Regions from separate parts of the Homo sapiens genome. Here region 2 is linked to region 1. A link is a loop called in an ENCODE intact Hi-C map of the cell type or tissue named here. Cell type or tissue: heart left ventricle. All regions are shown on one strand. Links, peaks and the distances in the headings refer to the core of each region. The heading gives the core; the rest is flanking DNA. Region 1 has its middle 12 kb from the start of BSDC1. Region 2 overlaps NHSL3 (NHS like 3).

The links. A loop is a pair of places that touch in the nucleus more often than their neighbours do. Peaks named below come from ENCODE experiments on the same cell type or tissue, not always from the same donor. Only the 100,000 strongest peaks of a DNase experiment are listed, where the experiment ranks them.
Region 2: a loop joins it to region 1, with 6 times the contacts of the local background. A loop is called at or near these places in 31 of 110 quality-filtered maps.

Annotation. Positions count from the first base shown.
Region 1 is chr1:32,402,202-32,411,280 of GRCh38, forward strand. It overlaps the pseudogene GAPDHP20. Among named protein-coding and RNA genes, the nearest start is that of BSDC1, 12 kb to the left of the region's middle. RefSeq lists an enhancer at 3,925-4,004. In heart left ventricle, for the core only: no CTCF peak of the experiment used is centred there; no DNase peak of the experiment used is centred there.
Region 2 is chr1:32,757,359-32,766,437 of GRCh38, forward strand. All of the region lies in intron 1 of NHSL3 (NHS like 3), which reads left to right. Among named protein-coding and RNA genes, the nearest start is that of NHSL3, 20 kb to the left of the region's middle. RefSeq lists enhancers at 2,045-2,927, 2,928-3,811, 8,284-9,079 and a silencer at 4,446-4,666. In heart left ventricle, for the core only: no CTCF peak of the experiment used is centred there; no DNase peak of the experiment used is centred there.

The DNA.
Region 1 (9,079 bases), core at 631-8,630:
GTCTTTGAGGGCAATGCCATTCCCAGCATTGAAGGTGGAAAAGGTGGGTGTCTCTGTTAAAGTTGGAGGAGGCAACCTGGTGCTCTGTGTAGCTCAGGAGGCCCTTGAGGGTGGCCTCCGATGCCAGTTTCACCACCTTCTTGATGTCATCATATTTGGGCAGCTCTCTCCAGATGGCAGATCAGGTCTACAACCCACATGTTGGCAGTGGAGACATGGAAGGCCATGCCAGTGGGCTTTCTGTTAAGCTCAGGGATGGCCTTGCCCACAGCCTTGGTAGAGTGGGTAAATGCAGGGATGATGTCCTGGAGAGTCCTGTGGCCATCACGCCACAGTTTCCCAGAGAGGCCATCCACAGTCTTCTGGGTGGCAATATTGGCACCAACTGTGGCCATGAGTCCCTCCATGATGCCAAAGTTGTCATGGATGACCTTGGGCAGGGCAGCTAAACAATTGGCAGTACAGGAAGCGTTGCTGACAATCACAAGGTTGTTTTCATACTTCTCAAGGTTCACGGCCATCACAAACATGGGGGCATCAACAGAGAGAGCAGATATGACCCTTTTGGTTGCACCCTCTAAGTGAGCCCCAGCCTTCTCCAAGGCAGTGAAGATGCCAGTGGACTTCATAACATAATCAGCGTCAGGACCAGCCCATTTGATTTTGATGGGATTTTGTTCCTGGAAGATGGTGATGGGATTTCCATTGGTGACAAACTTCTTGTTCTTAGCCTTGATGGTGCCTTGGAACTTGTCATGGGTGGAGTCATACTAGAACATGTAGACCATGGAGTTGACCTGAATGAAGTGGTCATAGATGGTGACACTATCCACTTTGCTAGAGTTAAAAGCAGCCCTGGTAAACAGGCTTCCAATATGGTCCCATCTATTTACTCTGGCCTTCACTCACACCATGATGTCTCAAGGCTGCTGCTGGTGCTACACGAGATGTGTCTGTATGTTGTATGGCAAGAGCAGAGAGCTCATCTGTGTTCTTGAAGTAACTTACATTTATTGTATCTATATGGTGGAAATACTATATAATAGTGTACTTTTTTTTTTTTTTGAGACGGAGTTTCACTTTTGTTGCCCAGGCTGGAGGGCAGTGGCACTATCTCGGTTCACTGCAACCTCTGCCTCCCGGGTTCAAGCGATTCTTTTGCCTCCCCCTCCCGAGTAGCTGGGGTTACAGGTGCATGCCACCATGCCTGGCTAATTTTTTTGTATTTTTAGTAGAGACAGAGTTTCACCATGTTGGTCAGGCTGGTCTTGAACTCCTGACCTCAGGTGATCCACCTGCCTCGGCCTCCCAAAGTGCTGGGATTACAGGCATGAGCCAGCATGCCCGGCCTAATAGGAGATATCTCTCCTCAACTCTGCATTCAGTGATTGATGTCACATTGGCACCTTAAAATTGATGAAGGTGGGAGTGTTTAATCATTAAAATCCACAAACAATACAAATCATGCCCCTTCTTCCGCCAAGCCAATTGTTAAACTTTTACCAGAATACACGGGTCCTGATTGTACTCCTAATGTCCTATGTGATTTTGAGCAAAGCCCTGTTCTCCCCAGACTCCCATATATTTACGTATCACTTTATAATTGACAAAAGGGGAGCATCCTTTGTGTGCTAGGCACTGTTGTCTCATAGAATTCTTAGAACAACCAAAGGGGTGGAATATTGTAGCCCAAAGAGCAAAGAAGAACTTTGTCTCCAGGGTGGCTCTGTTACCAGAGTTCCCAAAAGATGGCACTGTGGACTGGCTCAGAGGAAATATAGCAAAATATGTAATATATATTATATAGATTATATATATATATATTTTGAGATGGAGTTTTGCTCTTGTTGCCCAGGCTGGAGTGCAATGGCGCGATCTAGGCTCACTGCAAACTCTGCCTCCTGGGTTCAAGCGATTCTCCTGCCTCAGCCTCCTGAGTGGCTGGGATTACTCATCACATGCATCACATGGCATGTGCCATCACACCCGGCAATATATATATATTTTAAGACAGGGTCTCACTCTGTCTCCCAGGCTGAAGTGTAGTGGCACGATCTCGGCTCAATGCAACCTCTGCCTCCTGGGCTCAAGCCACCCTCCCACTTCAGCCTCCCAAGTAGCTGGGACCACAGGCACACGCCACCATCTGGCTAATTTTTGTATTTTTATAGATACAGGGTTTTGCCATGTTGCCTAGGCTGATCTTGAACTCCTGGGCTTAAGCAGTCCACCCGCCTCAGCCTCCCAAAGTGCTAAACTTACAGGCGTGAGCCACCGCATTCAGTCAATAATAATATTCTTCTGGGCACCTCCAGCATTGTTTTTGGGACTCACACACCATAAGCCTCCTTCTTGGCTATTTCTGGGAGTGGGGAAAGATTTAGCTCCCTCTGGCTTCTGTGTAAGGGAGGTGGGAGGTGGGAAGTGGAATATTCTTACTACAACAGTGAGGGTTTTTTCCCAAAAGGGAGACTGGGCTTGGATGCAGATAGCCCGAACATCAACTGTCCTGTTCCCCATTTGCTGCCAAACACATATACTCTGTGTTTTGAACTTAGACTTGCTTCCCAATTAGCATAAAGTAGCTACCACTTCTGTAATTAAAAACACTGTTTTAATTACTCTCCAAAGAAGGCATCCAAAGCCTTGACGACTGTCCTCCGGCTCTCAGAATTCCTGCTTAGGAATCTGCAATCCATCACTGAATGGTGAAGTTAATCTCCCTATAAAACCACCTAGAGACGATAGTGGCAGAAAGGGAGAAGAAAGAGAAGCAAAAGTATTTGAAATATGTAAATATCTACATCAAGGAAAGAAATTCAAGTAGAGACTATAATCCGCCCCCCCCCCATATAAAGCAGTCTAAGGCTGATCTTGTATTTATGACTTTCCTTCTTTACTATCTATTCTAGGTTCCATCTGCCTTCAGTCAGCAACAGATGTTCAAGTTATTTAGCCACAGGAGAGACCCACCCCTTCATTCCTGAGCTATCTGTGGCCTAGAAGATCCTTTTGTATAGAATTGCAGTAGTTTTGCCGTGACTTTGATCACAGAATATTGCAGTAGTTGTAGGATCCTTAGGAAATATAGCAAAGTCTATCACTAAACCTCCCTGCCTCCACTCAGTGGTAACAACCTATTTCCGCTTGGTAACTAGAGTATAAAATTCTAGAAAATGGCCGGGCGTGGTGGCTCACGCCTGTAATCCCAGCACTTTGGGAGGCCGAGGTGGGCGGATCGCGAGGTCAGGAGATCGAGACCATCCCGGCTAAAACGGTGAAACCCCGTCTCTACTAAAAATACAAAAAAATTAGCCGGGCGTAGTGGCGGGCGCCTATAGTCCCAGCTACTTGGGAGGCTGAGGCAGGAGAATGGCGTGAACCCGGGAGGCGGAGCTTGCAGTGAGCCGAGATCCCGCCACTGCACTCCAGCCTGGGCGACAGAGCGAGACTCCGTCTCAAAAAAAAAAAAAAAAAATTCTAGAAAATATCTTGATTTTTTTTTTTTTTTTGGCCTGTCTGTTCAGTGGCAGGAGATACTCAAAAAGGTTGAGTGGCAATTTCAACTTCCAATTTGTTGAAAATTTGTGTCACGTGATGGAGGCATTTCTCTCTTAGACACTAAAAGCTTTTAACATACCTCCCCTCCCTACAGTCATAGAGTCAAGAAGCAAATAACTTATGAGTGAGTCAAAAAGTTTCACTGTGGGCTGGGCTCAGTGGCTCACACCTGTAATCGCAGCACTTTGGGAGGCTGAGGCAGATGGATCGCTTGAGGCCAGGAGTTTGAGACTAGCCTGGGCAACATGGCAAAACCTTGTCTCTAAAAAATACCAAAAAAAAGTTAGCCAGGCATAGTGGCTCACACCTGTGGTGCTAGCTGAGGCAGGAGAATCAGTTGAGCCCGGGAAGTGAAGGTTGCAGTGAGCCAAGATTGCACCACTGCACTCTACCCTGGGTGACAGAGGGAGACCCTGTCTCCAAAAAAAAAAAAAAGTCTAAGTGTGAAAGAAACCACTCCTACACACAGCTCTTGGTTTCTGAACTATGTATCTGGCTAAGGAAGAAATGGTACACTGGTTCAGAGCATATACTGCATCCTTTTAACAGTGCTGTATCTCACAGGGTGCTATCTAACAGCTGGTAGATTACCTGGACCTTCAGTAGGTTTTGCCACCACTCTAGAAGGCTGGCTGATGGAGCTCAGGTTAGTGAATCCTCTGGTGTCTGCTCACTCTCACTTCTTTTCTTGTGAAGTGAATTTCATGGTCAGAAACAATATTGTGTGGGACACTAAGACTGTGTATTAAGTCCATAGATGGAGGTTCTGAGAGAAGAATGAGAAGCAGGGAAAGGAAATTCAAACCCAGAGTAAGCACTGTCACCGGTGAGACAAATTGTTCCTTCTTCACAAGGGACATGGTCCTATGTAATTGATCTGCCACCAGATAGTTGGTTTGTTCCCTCAAGGTATGACATCACATCAAGAGTCCAGGACTGTTTGCTCCTGTAGGCAAACAGGGCATCAGTAGGTCAGTAGTGGTGGTTGCCAGGACGGCCTTGGACAGGGATGTCCCTGTTCTTGGGCCTATGCATAATTTCCACTCCTGTCACTATCGTCCTTTGTCCATGAACCCATTGAACAAGAACTGGACTGGCTGGTGGAAAAGGCCATCTAGTTAATATCCACAGAACAGATCTGCTGATTAGTGAAAGCTTCCTGCACAGCGGGGGCCCATGGTGAGCAATCATTTGGCACACCTGCTGTCTCATGATCTGTGACCATTCCAGGAAATCCACCTTTCCCAAACCTCTTTGTCATTAACTTGCAATCTTTTAAGATGCTGAGCTACTCACACTATTTGTCATTGGCTCGTGAACTGGTATAGATCCTGACCTCAGGCCATTTTTCCTACCAGGCAAAGTGGACAATGAAATGCACTGCTTACAGTTCTGCCTATTGAGGAATTTCCTTCTCCAGCATCCTTTGGGGCCATATAACCATTTTCATAAAACTGTTTCTTGCTCTTTCAGAATCTGCCATCTGAAAACCAGGCTCTCATATAATTTTTTCTTTACAGTGGAGCCTTGTCACAATCATTTACATAGTCATGAATATTCTAATGGCTGGGTCTATTTCAGCGGGTCTATCCTTGTTTCTCTCTCCCAAACTTTTTTTGTTGTTGTTGAGACAGGATCTCACTCTGTTGCCCAGGCTGGAGTGCAGAGGTGTCATCTCTGCTCACTGCAACCTCCACCTCCCAGGTTCAAGTGATTTTTGTGCTCCCACATCCTGAGTAGCTGGAATTACAGGCGTGACCACCAAGCCTGGCTAATTTTTGTGTTTTTTGGTAGACACAAAGGTTTCGCCATGTTGGCCAGGCTGGTCTAGAATTCCTGACCTCAAGTGATCTGCCTGCCTCGGCCTCCCAAAATGCTGGGATTACAGGCATGAGCCACCGTGCCCATCCTCTCCTAAACTTTTTATTCTCTCATCTTGCTTCCTTCAGTAACCATGGCCTGTGATTCAATGTTGATTCTGATTTCAAGACATCTCTGCCTCGAGACAGTGGAAAACCACATGCCTTGCTCCAACTGCCACCAAGAAGAGTTCCTTTCTCTGCTATCCTTCAGAGTGACCTTGCTCAGGCCATGACAGTCCATTTCTGGCTCATACCAGCACATTGTACAGAGCCATGCATAACAGTTCACACTCGTTTCCTCCCATGTCGCCTGGGTTGGAGTCTCTGGAGCAGTGTGCAGGAATGGGTACTGGGAGTAAGAACAGCCTGCTCATTGCACCTTCAGGGCTGTTTAGGCCACATTCTCTATGGGCCACTTTCACTTGAGAATTACTGAGTATTGGCGATCAGAAAACACCCAATTCATGATGGGCAGCTCAGGTTGCAACGTCACCTAGTGCTCTATGGTCAAGCATTCAGCCTACTAGAACTATTAGGAAAATCCTAGTAGCTACTACTAGGGCAAGGATGTCATCGAAGAGTACTTCAAATGCGATAATGAACAAATAAAACTTTGGTTCATGTTCTTTAAAAAAAAAAAAGTAGCTACTAGCTACGAGTAGCTACTACTACTAAAACTCAGGAGCTATTTCTCAAAAGAAAAATACTCAGTATGAATGAGGAACGGCTAACAGCTTTGCCTCCAAACTTTGAGGGCCTCTATGGTGATCCCTCTACCAATGTTTGCAATAGGCTCAGTATGGCATCATTTCCCTCAGACGCTTTTTTTTTTTTTTTGAGGCAGAGTTTCACTCTTAGTTGCCCAGGCTGGAGTGCAATGGCACGATCTCGGCTCACTGCACCTTCCGCCTCCCAGGTTCAAGCAATTCTCCTGCCTCAGCCCCCTGAGTAGCTGGGATTACAGGCACCCGCCACCATGCCCAGCTAATTTTGTATTTTTAATAGAGATGGGGTTTCTCCATCTTGGTCAGGCTGGTCTTGAATTCCTGACCTCAGGTGATCCATCTGCCTCGGCCTCCTAAAGTGCTGGGATTACAGGTGTAAGCCACCGCACCTGGCCTTCCCTCAGACACTTTGACTGTGGATCTGTTCAGCTGTCAGGGCCAAATTGCTGAGCCTGGACCAGTTGGAGAGGCATCCTCTCTAACTCTGTGCCTTACTCAAACCTGGAGACTGGCAAATAGTTAGAAGGAGTTGGCTGGGTGCGGTGGCTCATGCCTATAATTCCAGCACTTTGGGAAGCCACGGCGGGCTGATTGCTTGAGGCCAAGAGTTCAAGACCAGCCTGGCCAACATGGCAAAACCATGTCTTTGCTAAAAATAAAAGTAAAAAAATTATTAAAAAAAAAAAAAGAAGTAGTGTACCTAGTAATGTTTGTATGTTGCCCGCAAAATCCAAAGAGACCTATCAAGCACTGGGGTTCCTTCTTAGAGGAAGGAAGACTAAAGTGCAGCAACCTGTCCTTTGCTCTGGAGGGAATGTCCTGGTGTGTCTCAGACTGTGTGACTTCCAAAATTTTAATGAAATGGCAGGCTGCTATATTTTTGTTGGATTTATCTCCCACCCTTTTATACCCAATGTTTTCTACTTTTGGGGTTCTGTCAGCACGATGCCACCAAAATAGTGGAACAGCATGACAGCCTGTAGGATGGAATGACAAATACTTGGACTGACTCTTGACCTCTATGCCACCCTCCTTCTATTGGATGCATTGTAAAGTGAAATACCACATTTCCCAGAGTCCCTTGCAGCTAAGGTTCTGCTTGTGAACTAGGTTCCTTCAAGTAGGCACATCCATGTGAGATTTGGGAAAGCAGACATGAGGCAGAAGTCACCTTTCTGCAGAAGTGGCTGCTGGCAGGAAACGCCTGTTTTGAATACATTGAGTTGTTTGTTTTCTGCACTGAACTGACTGATACAGATGATGGCAGAGCCAAAATTTCTACAGACCAAATTGGGGCACAGAGCAGAAGTGTTGGATTTTCTTTGAGTAAAGATTATAAAGCAAATTGCTTTTTTTTTTTTTTTTTTGAGAGGGAGTCTCACTCTGTCACCCAAGCTGGAGTGGAGTGGCACACATGATCTTGGCTCACTGAAACTTCTGCCAGCCTCAGCCTCCCAAAGTGCTAGGATTACAGGTGTGAGCCACCATGCCTGGCCATAAAGCAAATTGCTGCTGCTTCTTTTTTTTTTTTTTTTTTCCATTGAGATGGAGTTTCGGTCTGTCATTCAGGCTGGAGTGCAATGGCGCGATCTTGGCTCACTGCAACCTCCACCTCCAGGGTTCAAGCAATTCCCCTGCCTCAGCCTCCCAAGTAGATGGGATTACAGGCACCCGCCACCATGCCTGGCTAATTTTTTGTATTTTTAGTAGAAACAAGGTTTCACCATGTTGGCCAGGCTGGTCTCGAACTACTGGCCTCAAATGATCCACCTGCCTTAGCCTCCCAAAGTGCTGGGATTACAAGCATGAGGCACCATGCCTGGCCACAAATTGCTTCTTATATCCTCTGTTATATTGGAGAAAAATGCATTTGCTTGATCAAATTCTGGGAGTCGTACTGATGTACTCCCCCAAAAGCCACATCTGAAATAGCAGTGGCAACTGAGGCTGCCATTTGATTCAGTTTTCAATATTCCTCCACCTTCTTGAAGACCATCTGTCTCTTTATCTAAACTGAAGACATGGATATGGATGTGACAGAAGTCACCGCCTCTGCATATCTGAGGTCTTTGATGGTGGCATTAAACTTTGCAATGCTTTCAGGATTTTTTATTTTATTTTTATTTAAAAAATTCTTTTAGTTGCTCTCAGCATACCAGAATTTTTTATTTTAATTTACATTTTGGTGGGAATGAAAAACTTTGATGAGTTCTACTTTGTTTTTCTTTTTTGAGATAGAGTCTCACTCTGTCACCCAGGCTGGAGTGCAGTGGCATGATCTCAGCTTACTGCAACCTCTGCCTCCCAGGTTCAAGCAATTCCCCTGCTTCGGCCTCCTGAGTAGCTGGGATTACAGGCGTGCACCACCATGCCCAGCTAATTTTTGTATTTTTAGTAGAGACAGGGTTTTACCATGCTGCCCATGCTGGTTTCAAATTCCTGGCCTCAAGCGATCTGCCAGCCTCAGCCTCTTAAAGTGTTGAGAGTTTACAGGCATGAGCCACTACATCCAGCTTGTTTTATTTATTTATTTAGAGGCAGAGTTTCACTCTCTCACTCAGGCTGAAGTACAGTGGTGTGATCTCAGCTCACTGCAATCTCTGCCCCTGGGTTCAAGCAATTCTCCTGCCTCAGCCTCCCGAGTAGCTTGGATTACGGGCACCTGCCACTTGGCTAATATTTGTATTTTTAGTAGAGATGGGGTTGCCCCATGTTGGCCAGGCTGGTCTCGAACTCCTGACCCCAGGTGATCTGCCTGCTTCAGCCTCCCAAAGTGCTAAGATTACAGGCATGAGCCACCACGCCCAGCCTGTTCTTCTTATAATAAAAGCTATTAACCTATTCTTATAATAAACCTATTCTATTTAACCTATGTTAAGTTATATAATAACCTATTCTTATAATAAAAGCTATTAACCTATGGTCAGTAGG
Region 2 (9,079 bases), core at 650-8,649, 360 kb after region 1:
TGAGGGGTGGGGTGGTGAGAGTGGAGGCTCAGAGACTGTTGCAGTAATCCAGGGGAGAGGTGATGAGGTGAGGGCTGGGGACAGGGTGGGGGTTGTGGGAGTGGAGAGGAGTGGCAGCTGCAGAGACACTTCGGAGGAAGTGGCTGAATTGATAAGACCTGGGATTAACCAGATGTTGAGAGTAAGGGCCAGAGGGAGCTGTGTGGGCTTCTGTGCTTGAGGCTGCTTGGCTGGGAGATGGTAGCAGAGATAAAAATAAGTCCCTATGCTGTCCCTTTACATCAGTTAATTCATTTGTCCTTTGTCCTCCAACAGTCCCACAAGCCACAGGCTATTCTCCCATTTTAGAGATGAGGAAGCTGAGTTCGGAGAAGTGAAGTCACTTTCTCAAGGCCACACAGCAAGGAGATGGCTGAATCTGGATTAAAACTCAAGCCTGTCACATTACAAAGCCTGTGCCCTTAATCAGTTTAGGAATAGAAGGGTGTCATCTTATGACACCCTGCACGTCCTCTGGGCAGAGAAAGCCTGCGGCCCCGGCCCCGGGGGATTTGGACTATGTAAAGAGGACTAGTGGAGGAAGCACTGTGGGGAGGGTTAGGGGTTGAGGACTAAGCATTAAAGCCTCCAAGCGCTTAGAGAGGAAGCAAGTGGGAAGGGGAAATCAAGACTCAAGGAAGCGTTGATCCCGCAGATCAAATGCCCTTGTAAGGTAGAGAAGGGTGAAGGTGTATGAGGTGAGGCCTCCTGACTGCTGGAAAGATACTGTAACCTGCCGGGATTGTTTGGTCTTGGCACTCAGGGATCCACCCAACTCTCCCCTTCCCAGGCTAGCTGAGCACTCGGTCCTGGGTAGGTTGGGGAATGGTGGTGGATGTGAATTGGTAACCCAGGAAGACCCGCCCTCTTCCTTTTCCCATGCGTTGCACTGTCAAGCTCACACACATGGCCCTCCTTCTGGTTGGATTTATTGTTCCCATTGTGCACATGGGGAGACTGAGGGAAGGGACTGCTGGAGTCAGACCATCTGGAATTCTTTTCATCCTTCCCCCTGCCTGTAGACCTGGAGGTTTAACTTCTTGGAGTCTGGGGTCTTTGGTAGGTTCCACAGCTGGACAAGGCTCCCTCCTCCATTCCCCCCATGTCTCGTCCCCTTTCTTGTGGGGAGACTTGTGATCAACTGCTTGGGTGACTTGCTTGTGGGAGCCCCGGGCTTCCAGATAAGAGGCTGGTCCAGCTCTCTCTGATCCCAGGGATCTGAGATAAGCGGAATCTCCTTGCTGCCCCAGGCCCCGACTCAAGGAAGGGAAGCACTGACCCCCCTTCCTTCTAGGGGCAAAGTCATCCATGGTGAGGGCTCTTTGAAGATCATCTCTCCAACCCCTGCCACATCTCAGATGAAGAAACTGAGGCCCAGAAAAGCACAGTACCTGGCTCAGGATCATGTTGCAATTAAGGGGAAATGAAAGCTCCAACCTAGGAATCCTCACTCCAGGGCAGTGAGATCTGGTCTGGGCCTGGAATTCCCTTCCTTCCCAAACTGAGGGGTTAGGGCTGCCACATGGAGGGGTGTCACTAAGGAGAGATAGGGAGCTGATGTCAAGTGTTCCTTATCAGACCTTATCTTAATGGTCCTTAACCTTACTTGAGATTTGAAGAGAGCTGGAGTGGTGGGGAGAGGAGGCTGCTGGTGGCATAGGAAGAACATGATTTTGCAGCCAGTCAGAGTTGGGCTCACATCCTGCCTCTGCCATTTCTAGCAGTGTGACCTTGGGCAAGTCTCTGACCCTTGGGGTCAGGGTTTACACTAGATTGTGTGGCTTTCTTTAAGGTTCCCAGGCACTCTGTGATGTGGGTGTTAGTCCCACCTTACAGATGAGGGGACTGAGGCCCAGAGAGGCCAATTCCTTCATCCAAGGCCTGGAATCCAGACCTCCTGATTCCCAGCTCTTTCTTCTCCTTACTCTGTGGTGTCTGCCTCTGGCATCCATAAGATGGGGATAATCATGCCTTGAAGGAACTAAGGAAAGGGCTGTGGAAAGTTAGAATTGCGCCTTGGCTGAAAGGGATTATTATGTCATTGCTGGGAGCAAATACTGGCCCAGAAACTCATTAGGACATTTATTAATATTATCGTAGCTAATTCCTCCGTGCACTACTGCCTGTTCCCCCAGGGCACCCTGTGGGATGGGCTCCTCCCCTCCCTGCTCTGGGCACTCCCTGCCCCCCATTATTTACCTTAGAACCGGCCTGTCAGCTCTGTCCCTGCTGGGGTGGGGCTGGACACCAAGGGAAGGAAGGAGAGGGATTCCGGCACAGGTGGGGTGCAGAGCCCCTACTTTCTTTGGGCAGAGATTGAGGTCGTGCCCCTCCCCCAACTGCCCTTACCCATTAACTTTCTCAGACTTAGGATCACTAAGGTTGTTGGAGTGAGACCCAGGTTCAACCACTCCCTGGTTGGGTGACCTTGAGCAAGTTAGTCACTTTCCCTTGAGCCTCCTGGTGCTCATTTGTAAAAAGGAAACCACTCCTGCCTTTTAACTTTCTTGTTAGGTGTTCTGCGAGACAGTAGAAGAGAAAGTGTTTTGAGAACCGTAAAGTGCCTCCACCTGAAAGTTTGTTATGCTCATTTTCCTTTGTCTTGCCTCTTTGGGAATAAAATCTACATTCTGGTTTCTGCTTCTGCTTCTAGAATGTGTAATGGTTGGGGAGCGGGGGCCTTCGTTTGTCCACCTGTGCAGTGAGGGGTTGAGGCTAAGGGCCTCTGAACACCCAGCATTCTGGCTCATGGGCTGGCCAGGGACAGTTCAGACAGGAGTAGGGAGTTGGGGGCTGGGTTGGCTTCAGAGGGTTCGGCCTCCTGAGCAAGGCCACCTGGACAGCTGTGCCCTCCCCCTTCATTCCTCTCCCCTGAGTCAGGCCTGCCTGGCTGTGGGCGCGCCACCACCCCCGCCCCTTGCTCTGGAATGGGGCAGGTTGAGGCCTCACCCCATGGAGGATGTTGCCAAGACAGTGCGTGCGCATGCGCGTGGCCTTGGGAGGCAGTGGCTCCCTCCCCGATTCTTCCCTTTCCCCAGGCTTAGGAAAGCCCCTGAGTAGGGGCTACACACACCTGTTTTTCTGTACACACAGCCCCTTGGCAGGCCCTGTGTGGGTCTGTGCGGTCGCTCATGGGTGAGGAAGGCAGGGACTAGGGTGGCTTAGGTGTGCTTTATGGGTGTGTGTGTGTGTTTTTTTTTTTTTTTTGTTTGAGACCGAGTGTCACTCTGTCACCCAGGCTGGAGTGCAATGGCGTGGTCTTGGCTCACTGCAACCTTCGCCTCCTGGGTTCAAGCGATTCTCCTGCCTCAGCCTCCTGAGTAGCCGGGATTACAGGAGCTCGACACCATGCCCAGCTAATTTTTGTATTTTTAGTAGAGACGGGCTTTCACGGCGTTGGCCAGGCTGGTCTTGAACTCCTGACCTCGCGATCCACCCGCCTTGGCCTCCCAAAGTGCTGGGATTACCGGTGTGAGCCACCGCACCCGGCCATGTGGGTGTGGTTTTGAGAGTGCCCACCTGCGGAGGTGGCCCCAGTGGGACGCTGCCTGCTGCCTGAGTCTCTGCCCTGGTAAACTGTCTCTGAGTTGAGGAGCCCGCAGGTGTGCTTCCCGGTGTGCCCTCCGTGCTGGGGGCGTGGCCACCAGGAGCAAGGTGTCTTCTCAGATCCAGGAAGCCTCCTCCCCCAGGCATGTTGGGGATGGGGGTGTGGTATGGGATGCTTCCCTCATGGCCTCAGCCCTAGGCTGCACCTCTGGACTGCCAGGGGCAGAAATCCCTGGAACAAGGACTCTAAGCGTGGCTGTGGGCAAGGTCTTTCCACTCTCTGGACCTCAGTTTCTTTGTGAAGTACCCCTCCCAGTCACCTGAGACTCAGGTTGCTGAGCCCCTCCCCAAGCGAGCCACAGGTGTATAGATCTGGGGTGACTCGGAGAGGCTGCGAGCTCTGACTTGGGTGGGGAGGGGGAGGGGTGTCGCTGGGGCAACCAGATGTTATCAAGTGTAAGCCCTTGGATCTCTGGGAATTTGCAGCTGTGGCCCTGACTGCCAGCTGTGGGCCTGGGACCTTGATGAGCTGATGTTCCTCCACCCCCATCTTGGCAGGAGCTCAGCCCTTAGTTTCCCTGGTTAGAGGGTAGCTGAAGATGACTGTCCTGTGTGGTGAAAGGCTCCAGTTTTAGAGCCAGCCAGAGTTCAGGAAGTCACTTAGCTCTCTGAGCCTCGCAGGCCCATGATCAATTACTAGGAAAGTACCTTCCAGTACCTGCCTCGAAGAACTTTTGTAAGAGCCATGAGGACAGAGACTACGTTTTGCCTTTCACCACGACCTGGCATGGTGCCTGGCATGAATTAATCACCCTGCAAATGTCGGTCTACTGGTCTTTTCTGTTTGTGTGAGACTGATAAGAAGAGTGGGTGGGTGGGTGGATCTGGCCTAAGAGGGGAAGAGTGGGGAAGGTAGGTGGTCGAGAAACCTCCAATTTGTAGGGATGATGGGGTCCCATGACCCTTTTTCAGAGGGGAGATCAGGTTTGTAGCTGGCACAGTGCACAGAACGTGGCTTTTGGATTCAAGTTGTTCTGAGTGAGAATACTGCTTTGCCATTTACACCATGGAGGCCAGAGAGGGCAGCTTTATAATGCTTGCTCCCTCTGGTTTCCATTTCCTCATCTATAAAATGGGAATAAAAGTGCCTACTTCTTAGGATTATTGTTTAGATCTCATTGATTTGTTGATGTGACTATTCAGCTCCACAAATGTTTGTTCTCTGGAGAGCAAGATCTCAGCTTGTACTTGAGTAGTCTCCAAGAGGCCAGTGTTAGGGTGGCAGCAACTGGGGAAGGAACTGCAGGGGGGTCGTGTTGCTTGGGAGCCTCTGTGAATTTTTAGTTCCCTAGGGACTCAGAGAGAAAGATGCTATGACAGAGAGGTGTCCTTAGGCACGGCTGGTGGGATACTGCACAGATACATATATATAGTTCACAGACTCTCTTTCACAGTCTCTGCTATGTTTTTTAGAGTTATCAGGGGAATCTTTTTTTTTTTTAAGCTTTATTTTTATATATTTACTTTTTTTTTTTTAGAGACAGGGACTTACTGTGTTGCCCAGGCTGTAGTGCAGTGGTACAATTATAGCTCACTGTAACCTCGAACTCCTGGGCTCAAGCCCAGCCTCCCAGGAAATCTTTTATTTATTTTTTTTTTTGAGACGGAATTTTTTTGCTCTCTTGCCCAGGCTGGAATGCAATGGCTGCGATCTCGGCTCACTGCAATCTCTGCCTCCCGGATTCAAGCGATTTTCCTGCCTCAGCCTCCCAAGTAGCTGGGATTACAGGCGCCCGCCACCGCGCCTTGCTAATTTTTGTATTTTTAGTAGAGACGGGCTTTCACCATATTGACCAGGCTGGTCTCAAACTCCTGACCTCGTGATCCACCCACCTTGGCCTCCCAAAGTGCTGGGATTACAGGCATGGGCCACCACGCCCGGCCCGGTCTTGAACTCTTGACCTCAGGTGATCTGCCCACCTCAGCCTCCCAAAGTGCTAGGATTACAGGTGTGAGCCACAGTGCTAGCCTGGAATTTTTTTTTTTTTTTTTTTTGAGACGGAGTCTCTCTCTGTCACCCAGGCTGGAGTGCAATGGTGCAATCTCAGCTCACTGCAACTTCTGCCTCCTGGGTTTGAGCAATTCTCTCACCTCTGCCTCCTGAGTAGCTGGGACTACAGGTACACACCACCACCATGCCCGGCTCATTTTTGTGTTTTTAGTAGAGACAAGGTTTCACCATGTTGGTCAGGCTGGTCTTGAACTCCTGACCTCAAGTGATCCACCTGCCTCAGCCTCCCAAAGTGCTGGGGTTACAGGCGTGAGCCACCGTGCACGGCCAGAATATTTTTTAACAGTGTCACTACCCAGCTGAAACCCTCAAGGCTTATGGGGCCCAGCCTGACCTGTCGCCTGCTCTCCTCTGATTCCGTCTCCTACCATTCTTTCCATTGCTCAATCCTCCAGCCATACTGGCCTCCTCTCTCTTCCTTGAAATCCACCACTCCTGCCTCAAGGCCTTTCCACTTGCTGTAGCCTGTCTAGAAGACTCTTCCCCAGGTACCTGCCCTGACTGGCTCCTCAGTATTCAAGTGTCAGTTCCAATGTCCTTTTCTGTTTATTTTATTGTATTTTATTTATTTATTTTTGAGACAGAGTCTCACTCTTGCCCAGACTGGAGTGCAGTAGCGGGATCTCAGCTTACTGCAACCTCTGCCTCCCGGGTTCAAGCGATTCTCCTGCCTCAGCCTCCCGAGTAGCTGGAATTACAGGTGTGTACCACCACGCCCGGCTAATTTTTTTGTACTTTTAGTAGAGACAGGGTTTCACCATGTTGGCCAGGCTGGTCTCAAACTCCTGACCTCAGGTGATCTGCCTGCCTTGGCCTCCCAAAGTGCTGGGATTACAGGTGTGAGCCACCGCGCCTGGCTGATTTTATTTTTTAAAGATGCCTGTCACTCAGGCGGGAGTGCAGTGGCTCAAACATGGCTCACGGCAGCCCCAACCTCCCAGGCTCAAGCAATCCTCCTGTCTTAGCCTCCCAATATCTGGGACCCCAGCTGTGAGTCACCACGCCTGGGTAATTTTCAAAGTTTTTTGTAGAGATAGGATCTTGCCTTGTTGCCCAGGCTGATCTTGAATTCCTGACCACAAGCCATCTTCCTGCCTCGGCCTCCCATAGTGCTGGGATTACAGGTGTGAACCACCATGCCCAGCCTATTCTTTTCTTAGAGGGGCTTTTCTTGACAACCTAACTAAACCACTCTCCCCGCCCCCCGGCCCCACCAAAGCTTCCTGTTACAGCTCTGGAGTCTTCACTACCCAAAATTACATTGTTAGTTTACCTCATCCATGTATTCATCAAATATTTTTTGAACTCAACTCATAACATGTTCCAGGCACTGATTTAGCCTCTGGGGATAAACTGGTGAACAAGATAAAGTTCTTCTCCATTAACTATAGTCCCTAGTACTAGGTTAACACATGTTTGCTGATCAAGTGAATGGATACAACCATCTTGTTTTTTTCTTTTTTTTTTTTTTGAAATGGAGTCTTGCTCTGTCATCCAGGCTGGAGTGCAGTGGTGGGATCTTGGCTCACTGCAGTCTTCGGCTCCCAGGTTCAAGAGATTCTCCTGCCTCGGCCTCCCGAGTAGCTGAGATTACAGGCATGCACCACCACACCAAGCTAATTTTTAATTTTAATTTTAGTAGAGACAGGGTTTCACCATGTTGGGCCAGGCTGATCTCGAATTCCTGACCTCAAGTGATCTGCCCACCTTGGCCTCCCAAAATGCTGGGATTACAGGCGTGAGCCACAGCAATCTTAAAAAGAGGAGTTATTAGCCTTATTTTCATATGAGATCGTGACTTGTGTGATGGAGCTGGATTTGAACCTCGACCTGACTTCTTTTCCAGTACTTCTCCACCTCACCTCCTTTTTTACTGCCTTCACCCATGGACTGTTTCTTGGCTAATTCTGTTCTCCCTGCCTGGTGATCCAGGACAGAATCACTGACAGCGTGGGGCCAATGTGAAGAATTCCAGGCTAGGGGAGAAGGAGGTCTGCTTTGAAGTCTAGCCTCTGCAAGATTAAGTGTGATCTTGGAGAGTTTACTGTGTTTCTCTGGGCTTCTGATGTCACATTGCCAAAGTAGGAAGAAAGTCCTTTGGAAAGTGTGGGGCTGAACCTATGTATGAGGGGCTGTACTGCCAGCCACTGTGGTTCTGCTCTGGGCATCTCCCTGGCTTCCCAGGACTGTGTCCTGGGACTGGCCCCTGCCCCTCTGGGGGCCTCTGCCCACAGCCTTGCCATCCCACTAGCAGCTCTGGGCTCCTGCCTGGCTGCTGCAGGCTCCGAGCTCTTTCCCCAGGGAATTACGCTAGGCAGCCAGGAGGCTTGCAGGTGGGCACCCTGCCAAGTCTAGTCTGGTAGCCCCTCCACCTACCATCTGGCAGCTGGGACCCCTGCCTTAACTCTGGACTTGCAGGCAGGGTGAGTGATCTGCTGCTGGATTGAGTATCTTCGGTCCTCCTAATCATACTCTACTGGAGCAGAGCACCCACGGACTCCTGGCCTCAGTTGCCTTTCTGTGCCCCTGCACCCCATTTAAGGGGTGGGGTCGGCAGATGGGCGGGATCAGTGGCGAAGGTGGGAGGAGGACATGGAGAGCAGCCCCTCCCCCTCCTCTGTCTGGAGCCGGTGCTCTGCGGCGGGGCGGGAGGGCTCGCATCCCCATAGTGCTGGGTTACAGTGAAGGTACGCCCCGCGCTCTGCTCTGGAGAGGCAGGGTGGGATAGGGAACGTCTCGAGTGGCGCCCGCAGTCATGGTGGTGTTCGTTGGCCGCCGCCTCCCGGCGCTCCTAGGGCTGTTTAAGAAGAAGGGTGAGTGGGTGTGGCTTGGGGGGAGGGGAGGGATGCTCGATGCCTCCCTTTCCCAGACCCTTATGTAGAATGAGGAATCAAGGCTGGGCAAAAGTAATGGGGTGGGGCTGGGGGCTGATAATGAGGCCAGAATCTCCCATCCGGCTGTGCTTTTGTCCAGCCGCTTTGTTGCTGCCTTTGTCTGGGCCCTGCTTGTGGGTTGGGAGGATGGATCCAGGTGTCTCTGACCTTGAAGCCTGCAGCCCTCCCGTGAGACTTGCCTCCCTGCCGGGGTACCCACACTTTACTGGGTACAGCCTCCCAGTCAAGATGTACTAGCCTTTCCTAGTGTGCCGGGGAGGATGGGACGTGGGCGGCCCAGAAGAGAGGAGAGTAGTACCACTGGAAGTTGGGAAGCCTGCTCAGTGAAATCCTGTTTAGAGGCCTGGGAATGGAGAAGTTTTGGAGGGAGGGGCCTGTTCCTCCTTCCTTCTCCTAGGAATTGGGCTTTCAGACCTGGATTAAGACATAGGGACAAGAGTTTATTGGACTTTTGAGGGTTGGGGGCCCCTACTCTGAGTGTGATCCGGGAGTCCCCTCTGGGAACCTGGAGTTGAGTCCAGGGTCAGTC